3 separate regions of the Homo sapiens genome follow, and all the other regions are linked to region 3. The links are chromatin contacts, found by Hi-C or POLR2A ChIA-PET in ENCODE. All regions are on one chromosome and are shown on one strand. Each heading gives the region's core, a stretch centred on a gene start or an enhancer-like site at or near the end of the contact. The rest is flanking DNA. Distances are from core to core; before and after follow the strand shown.

Evidence for each region. Hi-C counts contacts between places; a loop is a spot of excess contacts on that map. ChIA-PET counts read pairs that join two places held with the same protein, here RNA polymerase II (POLR2A). Pooled maps may share reads with other maps.
Region 1: a loop to region 3 is called in a map of B cell, with 6 times the contacts of the local background. The contact joins two enhancer-like sites. A Hi-C loop is called at or near these places in 13 of 168 maps with a recorded cell type or tissue (A673, B cell, CD8-positive, alpha-beta T cell and 10 more), 9 of 37 single-sample maps with no recorded cell type and 13 of 50 pooled maps. POLR2A ChIA-PET finds 5 or more read pairs at or near these places in 1 of 52 experiments (WTC11).
Region 2: a loop to region 3 is called in a map of MCF 10A, with 12 times the contacts of the local background. The contact joins two enhancer-like sites. A Hi-C loop is called at or near these places in 20 of 168 maps with a recorded cell type or tissue (A673, CD8-positive, alpha-beta T cell, Caco-2 and 16 more), 15 of 37 single-sample maps with no recorded cell type and 26 of 50 pooled maps.

What each region holds. Positions count from the first base shown.
Region 1 is chr3:136,342,075-136,345,427 of GRCh38, forward strand. It overlaps STAG1 (STAG1 cohesin complex component), which reads right to left. Exons shown (of 34, transcript NM_005862.3): 30 at 1,758-1,932. Among named protein-coding and RNA genes, the nearest start is that of PCCB, 93 kb to the left of the region's middle. Within about 2 kb of position 1,862, at least 11 of the 41 ENCODE cell types and tissues checked have a DNase peak (open chromatin) inside an H3K27ac peak, as active enhancers do.
Region 2 is chr3:136,542,306-136,545,680 of GRCh38, forward strand. The region is part of intron 5 of STAG1 (STAG1 cohesin complex component); the gene reads right to left. Among named protein-coding and RNA genes, the nearest start is that of STAG1, 210 kb to the right of the region's middle. Within about 2 kb of position 1,251, at least 3 of the 41 ENCODE cell types and tissues checked have a DNase peak (open chromatin) inside an H3K27ac peak, as active enhancers do.
Region 3 is chr3:136,074,158-136,077,517 of GRCh38, forward strand. The region is part of intron 6 of PPP2R3A (protein phosphatase 2 regulatory subunit B''alpha); the gene reads left to right. Among named protein-coding and RNA genes, the nearest start is that of PPP2R3A, 110 kb to the left of the region's middle. Within about 2 kb of position 1,839, at least 4 of the 41 ENCODE cell types and tissues checked have a DNase peak (open chromatin) inside an H3K27ac peak, as active enhancers do.

The DNA of each region.
Region 1 (3,353 bases), core at 612-3,111, 270 kb after region 3:
AGTGGCACAATCTTGGCTCACTGCAACCTCCGCCTCCCTGGTTCAAGGGATTCTTCTGTCTCAGCCTCCCGAGTAGCTGGGACTACAGGCGTGCACCACCACACCCAGCTAATTTTTTGTATTTTTAGTAGACATGGGGTTTCACCATGTTAGTTAGGATGGTCTCGATCTCCTGACCTTGTGATCCACTTGCCTCGGCCTCCCAAAGTGCTGGGATTACAGGCATGAGCCACCGCGCCCAGCCAGGAATTTTTTTTTTTTAAGACAGGTTCTCACTCTTGTCACCCAGGCTGGAGTGCAGTGGCATGATCTCAGCTCACTACAACCTCTGCCTCCCAGGCTCCAGTGCTGCTCTCACCTCAGCCTTCCGAGTAGCTGGGATCACAGGCATGCGCCACCACACCTGGCTAATTTTGTGGTGGTGGTGTTGAGACAGAGTCTGTGTCACCCAGGCTGGAGTGCAGTGGCGCGATTTTGGCTCACTGCAACCTCTGCCTCCCGAGTTCAAGCAATTCTCATTCCTTAGCCTCCTGAATAGTTGGGATCACAGGCGTGTGCCACCATACCCATACATTTATAGGATGTAAACTTTAGTGGTTTTTTAGCCAATACAAACTGTCACATGAAGTTGTCTCTAAGTAGCTGTCTTTATATCATGTGGGGCCACCACCTTGATTAAACCTATAAACCTGGAGCAGGGAAAAGAAGGCAGACCATGGCCACAGGGAATGACAAATGGTAGGGTCAGAGGGGCAAGGCAGGCTGCTAAAACAAGGAGAAACCCACCCTGTAGGAAGAGGGGTGGGGATATTGGTTAGGTCACCCATCTTCGGATGCTTGCCATAAGGCAAACCACCTTCTAGGATACTTGGCAGCACAAGAATGCCCAGTTATACCATGGGTGACAGTGAGTATCCTCTTGGGTTTGAAGGCTGATCCCTTAGAGCAAAGGGATCATGAAAACCCAGGATTTGATACTTCTAACACTGTCTCTATTTTCAACCTAACTAAATTTGTTGAGTTCAAATGAGAGTTCTCCCTCTTATCCATCAGAGTAATTCACAGCATTACCCAACTATACACAGAAACACAAGTGAGGAGCTCAAAGAATTTCAAAGTTGGATGGAAAACAACAATAAGATTTTTATAAGCAAAACACGCCATCACCCTCTGCCTTCTCTACAATTTTCAGAGGTCTGTGTACTAGAAAACATTTTAATTACTAGCATGGAGGAAAGGTAAGACCTTGATTTTCTCTTTGAGGGCAACTATTCTCAGAATTTATCAAGTAAGATCTTAAAAATTCTTAATCCATGAGAAGTTTGAGTTTAAAATGTAACAAGACAAAATATTAATTAAATGGATGATAAAGCTAAATACAGTCTATTTATTTGGTGTCCAGACTACTGACAACTTAATATAGGCTCTTACAGGTTTTCTTGCCTAGGAAGTAACCTGCATTTCTTGGTAAGTCCCTGAGAAGAAACAGACCTGCCCAATGAAAATGCACATGCCAACTGAAATTAGCACCTGGTGAGACACCGTACATTTAAAGGTCTGTAAACTTCCAGGAACTGGTATCTTCAACAATGTTTACAGACTTTTTATAGCTCTTCTCACATGAAGTGTTTACCCTCCGTTTGTGGCTTATCATGAACTGACCAGCAATATGTTCTGATGAACAAATAAAGTTTTTCTTAAATAGTTTTACTTTCTTTAAAGGCTTTTTGTGAAAAAGACAAATTTTTGCTACTTACTTGTGTAAAAAGTCTGGTTCAGAACCATGTTCAGACTCAGGTTCTTGAATCTGGTCTCCCATGGGCCGACTGTTCTCCCGCAGTACAGTGGATGTGAGTTGTGGTGCTGGCAGGGGGCCAGGAGTCTGAATCATGGTGTCAGTCCTGTTTAGCCATGTGTTATCCAGACTCTCATCTGTAAAATTCCAGTTAAGGTCACACAATGTCGTGGGTGGAGTGAACTCTGGTAGCAGTCATAGCATAGACTTGTGAAGAGTGTGGCTCTGCAGTCAGACTGCCCACTTTAAATCTCAGTTCCACCACTTACTTACATGACTTTGTGTAAGTCATTAAACTTCCAAAGTTGAGTTTTCTCATACATACAATGGGGATGCATTACCTAACCTCACGAAGTTGTAGGGACTAAATGAGGTAATGTATGTAACCACTGAATGTTAGCTATCATCACATCATCATCTCTTTAAGTCCCTCCATCTCTAAAGATTCATTCATCCTAGAAGGGGAAGATTGCAGCCAGCCAGAGACCTCTCCTCTTTTCTTTGTTCAAGCAATAAAGGGCCTATTTCCTGGGCCTCGTAGGGGTCCCAGGCAGTAGCAATTAAAGTCTGACTGGCTTTTGTGGAGAAATAAGCAAATCCCCTTGCACAACTAGACACTGGTCAGTAACTTCTTGCCAGGTTATACATGTGGAGATGGGTTGAAAGGTTCACCATTTTCATGCCTCTGTACTTCAGGGAAGCCTTCCCTGATTACCCCTACCCAACCCCCCACTTACCATTCTTTGTTTAAACTTTTTTTTCAAGACGGAGTCTCACTCTGTCGCCCGGGCTGGAGTGCAGTGGCGTGATCTCGGCTCACTGCAACCTCCGCCTCCCAGGTTCAAGCGATTCTCCTGACTCAGTGTCTCGAGTAGCTGGGATTACAGGTGCCCGCCACCACGCCCAGCTCATTTTTATATTTTTAGGAGAGACGGGGTATCATTATGTTGGCCAGTCTGGTCTCGAACTCCTGACCTCAGGTGATCCGCCCACCTCGGCCTCTCAAAGTGCTGAGATTATAGGCATGAGCCACCACGCCCAGGCTTCTCTTTTAATTTCTAGAGGAAATACAGTCATTCATACTCACTTAGGACTTAATTATACACTATACTGCATTAGCAGGTTACGTAATTTGTCATGTATATAAATTATCTCTGTAAAACTTAAGTTTTCCAGGGGCTACGAACTGTTTTTCTTTCAGAACTTATGAAAATGGTTTATAAATATATATATATTTTTTGAGACAGCGTCTCACTCTGTCGCAGGCTGTAGTACAGTGGCACGATCTTGGCTCACTTCAACCTCCGCCTCCTAAGTTCAAGTGATTCTCCTGCCTCAGCCTCCCAAGTAGCTGGGATTACAGGCATCTGCCATCATGTCCAGCTAATTTTTGTATTTTTAGTAGAGATGGGTTTCACCATGTTGGCCAGGCTGAAATGGAACTCCTGACCTCAAGTGAGCAGCCCACCTCAGCCTCCCAGAATGCTGGGATTACAGGTGTAAGCCACCAGCTAAGATGGTTTATAAAGATTTGAGCAGATTAAAGCATTATTTACAA
Region 2 (3,375 bases), core at 1-2,500, 470 kb after region 3:
AACATATATTTTATATTAAAACATAAAATGTTGTTTGATCAGGCCCTTCTGACAGGACAGTACTCCTAAGAAGGAAAAGGAAGAATTTTGAAATTGCCGTTTTTAACTATAAATAATTCCATAATTAGACATAACATCAGAAATCTACCATAAAGTTCTAGATAGTTTAAATTACGTTAAATTGCTGATAAAAGTATATAATTTGGTACAATCTCTATGGTATGCAGTTTGGTAAATGTCTGCCAAAACTACAAATTTACATACTCTTTGATCCACAGATTGTACCTGTAGCAAAACATCCACTGACTAACACATGTGCAAAGTAATGAATGTAAAAGGTTATCCCTGAAGCACTGTTTGTAATAAAAAAAAAAAAAAAAGGAAAGAAAGCCTATATGCTCATAAAGATCAGATGAAATAAATAAAAAGGTGATATTAATGACGATGGTGGTGGCAGCTAACATTTGGGTGCTTACTATCTCCCAGGCACTTGATGCTTATACATTTAATCTTTACAACAGCCTTATGAAGAATGTACTATTATTTCTGAGACAAGAGGCATCTAGAGGTTTAGCAACTTGCAAAAAAAGTTTCCCGGTATCAGACCCATGGTTTACATGCAGGCAGACTGGCTACTATGATTAACCACTACTCTTTATTGACTCTCAAAGTCAATGGAATCTATCAAAACTATAGATGGAGCTATCAAAAAATAAGCTATCTATGGAAAGATCTATAGGATATATTCAAACACAAAAAAGAATGGATACTGAAATATATTTGATTGAACATACATTAAAATATTTCTAGAAAGATACTCTAGTAAAACTGGTTGCCTCCAAGAAAGAGAAATGGGCAGTTGAGGTTTAGAAAAATAAGGGAGGCTATATTCATACTTTTTGCACTTTAAAAATTTGAACTACATGAATATATTACCCAAACAAAATTATGAATAAATACATTTCAAATAAAAAATAAAATGTAAAAAACTAAACTGAAAGACACTGCTCTTAAACACTATCAGGCATTTGTATAGTCCTTATCAATATGCACTCAGTAGAAGGCAAGAATAAGAATCCTTAACACAAGTTTGCCAGAAATACTGTGTTTTTGTTATCTGCTATCACAGGGCACAAAAGACGGAATATAAGGCTGGAAAACACGCTCTTGTATAAATATCTATATAGACAACAATAAAAACAGACTGTAATTGTAGTTGCAGTGATTACAACATACGTTAGAAGCCTCAGGAAATAAGTCATCCTAGAGTGGCTCAATGTCTTTAGAGTAAGACATAGTAGGGTTTCTCAGCTCCATCAGTTACCGGATATGGGACACTAGAAAAGTCACTTAGTCTCTATGAAACTAGGATTTCTAATCTTTTAAGTGGTGATAATATCACTGCAGAGCAGAGAGCCTTTCTTCAATGTTCTAACTGCTACTGCCTGGAACATTACTTAGCACATGGGAAACATTCAAACAAATAAGGATGATAAGAGAATTAAATGAGATAACAAATGTAAAGTATTTGGCATTGCACCTGTAACATAAAAGATACTCAGTATTAGACTCTCCTACTTTGGGCATTCATTTTTTTTTCTGATACATTATCGTGCCCATTTTGGAAGCAAGCTAAAAGCTCCAGTTCCTAAGTTGAGTTCTACAGGAAGTCAGATTCCTACGTATGCACAGATTCAAATACTGTTTCAAGAGACGAGCTACCTCTTTTATCCCAAAACCAGGGAAAGTAATTCCAGAGGTTTTCCCATCACCTAGACCTATAGCATCCACCTCCAGAGTAGACATATCAGGTCCAACAGCACTAAACACCCTGTTCAAAATGCCTAGTACCTATCATAGGGGTAAGTTAAGACAATGATGAGGTAAATTGTCAGAAAAGTCAAGAAGGACCCAGCAAACTTTCTTATCCTCATATATATGAACCACACAGTTTAGAGAAATGTCTCAACCCTGTCCCTCCTCAGTCATTTTCAATTCTCCTCCTCTATTCTATGATGTCAGCCAGGGCATAAACTCCAAGCCTTCTATACATCCCTCCAACTAGGTACACAAGTACACAGAAGACTGAAAGTAGACAGAACTTTACTCAGCAGCAAAACAATTTATCCAAATATAACACAAGGCTCTTTTAAGTTTATATTAATAATAGCTTTTGGCCATGTGTGGTGGCTTACACCTATAATACCAGCACTTTGGGAGGTTGAGGTGGGCAGACTGCTTAAGATCAAGAGTTTGAGACCAGCCTGGGCAACACGGCGAGACATCATCTCTACTAAAAATACAAAAAAACAGCCGGGTGTGGGTGGCACATGCCTGTAATCTCAGCTACTCAGGAGGCTGAGGCACAAGAATCTCTGGAACCTGGGAGACTGAGGTTGCAGTAAGTTGAGATTGCACCACTGTACTCCAGCCTGGATGACAGAGCAAGACTCAAAAAAAAAAAAAGTTTATAGCTTTTATGACACACCATTCTTGCTTACCTCAAATTACTGAAGTCTAAGTGTGATTGAAATACACTAACATTGTCTAACACACTTAGCAAAAGATCCTTCCAAATAGCAGATGCTTTCTAAGTAATTGCTCCATGTATAAATCATTTTAAAGCTCTTCTTTTACAGAGTGGATTATAGCGCCTTAATAAATAAAATGTAATCTAGTTATGTACTAGAGATAATCCAAGCATATGACAGGATCATTTTTATTGTCATCTAACTTTTTATTTTTTTATTTCTTTTTTTTTGAGATTGTGTCTTGCTCTGTTGTCCAAGATGGAGTGCAATGGCGCGATCTCAGCTCACTGCAACCTCCGCCTCCCGGGTTCAAGTGATTCTCCTGCCTCAGTCTCCTGAGTAGCTGGGATTACAGGCACACGTCACCACGTGTAATTATTCTCTACTAAAAACACAATAAGTTTTGTATTTTTAGTAGAGACAGGGTTTCATCATGTTGGCCAGGCTGGTCTCGAACTCCTGACCTCATGATCCACCCACCTCGGCCTCCCAAACTGCTGGGATTACAGGCGTGAGCCACCGTGCCTGGCCATTTTTAGTTTCATTTTTATATAACCTAGCCTGATAAACAGCAAACTGTAAATCAAGACTAGACATAAATATGGATGGATTGGTAGAAAAAATCTGAGTCAGGATAGGAGAAGAAATGTTGAGTCTACTAAAACTGAGAAGGATTCACTAAACAAATATCAGTATACCAGAAATGTAGAACTTAACAGTTACCTAGTAATGCAGTGACTACATTTAAGAGTCTTTTTCAAGATTTGAGGAGGGGGTCTGGGGAAGAGGTAAAGAAAGAGACACTTTGATACCTTTCAAGCTTAATCGTAAATATCTTGGGATG
Region 3 (3,360 bases), core at 589-3,088:
CCACTGACATAGAGTGTGATCCAAGTATTAGCTTATGTGAGGTACATATATGATGAAGGAAAGTTAGAAAACTTTTATTTTCTATGTATCATTGAAAATCTATGTTACAGGAAAGGCTGTTTGTTTAGTTAATTATTTTGTCAGCTGTTTTTAGACTGGAAAGACAGACCATCAGCTATTTGTACAGCAAAGAAGGACATCATTACCCAAAAAAAGAGATTGAACCTAAAGTCAGTCTGTATTCTTATTTCCAAAAAGATTTAGAAGTTGAGAAATAAGCCTTTGATATTGAATGAAAATGAAGATTAGAAATACCAGCAAATCATAGCCGTTGAGTGCAGTTTTGCATGCTGTGCAAAAATTGCCAGTGAATAAAAGGTTTTGCTTATCCAAACCAACATATGCCAACTTTTGAGGAAAGAAGTGCTAACTTGAGTTTTTAAAATAAGCGATGAGATTTAAAATACTTCTTTATGACACTGGTGCTGGCAGTAGAGATATTTCTGTGGCTTGCTCCAATGGTGTGTCTTAGTGATATATTCAGTATCTTGATTGGCCAGAATCCACCACTGTAGGCTGAAATGCCAGGATTTTCCTTGTGGAGGGCAAGGTACTGATTTTCCTAAGATGACTAAGCTATAGTGGAGACTGCTCACACTAAGAGCTTACCAACTCTTCCCCCTTGAAAACTTTTCCTCTTAAGAGAGAAAAAAAAATTTTTGTTAGATATATTTTTTAAAGTCCTAACTCTACAGAAGACCATAAGGAAATACTTTTCTGAGCCATGTTAACCAAAGAGTGAATTAGAAATCTGTTCACCACTCCTGCCAAGTGAGAGCCAGGCTTCCAGCATTGGAGTTTGTTCTTCTGTACACATACATAGTAAAAATTATTTGTAACTTCTATGTCTGTATTTAATTCATTTTTCAAAAACTATATGACAGAGCCATCAAACATTTCCATTCCTGGTGACCTATACTTGTGAATTAGAGATTTCTAATTCAATAGATACCAAGAAGAAAGGAAACTGACTTACAATTTAACTTATATATCAAGTTGACTAAAGATCCCTTGGTGAAAAATGGTCAGATTTCATTTATTTCACTAGCAGAAAATAGTTATTCTAATTATGATTTATTGTAAAATTTTATTTGATATTTTAAATGATGATGAATTTTATTTACCTAGAAGAGAGCAGTTAGAAAAACAATAATTAGTGTAGAGTCAGCAGCTACATGCTTCACCACTAGATGGTGCTCCTGCCTCAGCCATCTAAAGTGCTGAATCAGTGATGTGGAAACCAACAAATGTGCTGATGAAGTGTGGCCACTGAATAAGGAGATTTAGGCTATGGAAAAATGGAATACAAATACATTGTCTTATAGTATTAGATAAGTAGGTTAGCACAGGCTAAAAATAGGAAATGCCTAACAGTCAAACTGTTTGCAGATTTTAAAAATTCAAAAAGAAGAGGAGAAAAATAAGCACGAATGGATACAGATTATAAAGTTTTATAATTTTTAACACAGTAATTTCATAAATAATATAAAGTATTTGAGTATATAAATATAAATTTTAGATAGAAAACTCATACTTTAAGATAAATTTACATTCAGAATCAAGAAATAAGGACAAAAATCTTCAATAGAAAAATGTGGTTTAATAATATATATTGAAATTGACTTTAACTTGAGAGAGGGGACATGGAATTATGATAAATCAAATTCTTAATGTTTATTTTCGTACATAAATTTTCTGTGCTAAAAATCCTCCATCGTTTTTACATGAACTTCCGCCAAGCTAGTGCTAAGAATACAGTATTGAGTAAGACATGTTCTCTGTCCTCAGTGACCTCAGAGTCTGAGTGGTTGGGGCCAGTAGAGAAATTAGGCACTGCCTAGTCCCAGCTCCCACCTAATTCAGGAATCCTGTCAACTTCTTCCTAAATACTTGTGGTGAAAAGATGAAAAGAAACCCAGCCACTTCATACAAACTCATTGCTTTATAGGGCTAATTTTAGGAAAGTCTTCCTTATATTGAAGCATTTCAGTATAAATGCATTTCTGTCTAGCAGTTGTAATTCTTCCCTTTGGTGAAACACAGAACAAGTCAGCTTCTTCTTCCGCCCAATAGCCACTCAGATCTTGATCACATCTACACTCTAGTCTTATTTTTTCTCAAGATTAAACATTACTACATTAGTAGCATCTTTCACAATCATTTTGAATATAGTTACACTTACCTGTTTTGTGGTTTTTGCACATTATATATGATTCTATCTATAAATAATAGACAAAAATACTGATATATGTGAAATACTAATTAGAGACCTTTCTTGGGTTGACATTCATCTGCTATGCAAAACTCTGAGTAGAGTTCTTCAAATAGTTATGAAGCCAACCCGTATTTCTCTAACACAAAGATAATACAAAAATCTTTGTTATGTAACTTTCAAACCTCATTATTTTATCAAGCAGTTATGGACCACCTGATATATAGAAAGCACCGTGGCTGGGCGCGGTGGCTCACGCCTGTAATCCCAGCACTTTGGGAGGCCGAGGCGGGTGGATCACAAGGTCAGGAGATGGAGACCATCCTGGCTAACACAGTGAAACCCCGTCTCAACTAAAAAACAAAAAATTAGCCGGGCATGGTGGCGGGCACCTGTAGTGCCAGCTACTTGGGAGGCTGAGGCAGGAGAATGGCGTGAACCCGGGAGGTGGAGCTTGCAGTGAGCCGAGATTGTGCCACTGCACTCCAGCCTGGGCGACAGGGTGAGACTCCGTCTCAGAAAGAAAAAAAAAAAAAAAGCACCATATAAGTTACTGGAATACAAGTCAAGAAAGACCTGGTCTCTTAGTGTTTGGAGGTGATGATGGTCAGGTGCACCAGCGTTTGGAATGTAACCACAGGGACAGCTAAAGGAGGCTCAGGTGGCAGTGGGAGCACAGAAGGCAGAGCTCTAGTCAGTCCCTGTCCTGGGGCCTCCCATGGAGCGTGGCACTTGAGCTCAATTCTGTAGGGTCAGAGGGGTTAGCACTGATAGCAGGGGTGGGGTAGTGAGCGCTGGACAGCTGAAATCTAGACCTTCATCCTGATGCTAGTTTTTCCCTGTTTAGAACAGTTGAAGAATCACTCTCTCTGCTGAAGAATCCAGAAAAGAAAGGTGGTTTAGTCCCTCATTAGGCCTACTATTGAGAAAGATGTCCAAATATCTTGCCTTATTTGTTCTTCTCGCACCAAAATATCTTGAAAAAGAGATCTAATTTCTTCCATGATAAAACCACCAAAGATACAGGATTTCTGTATTATTAGACTATCAAAATAAAAGCAGAATGCACCCCCCCACCCACCCAAAAA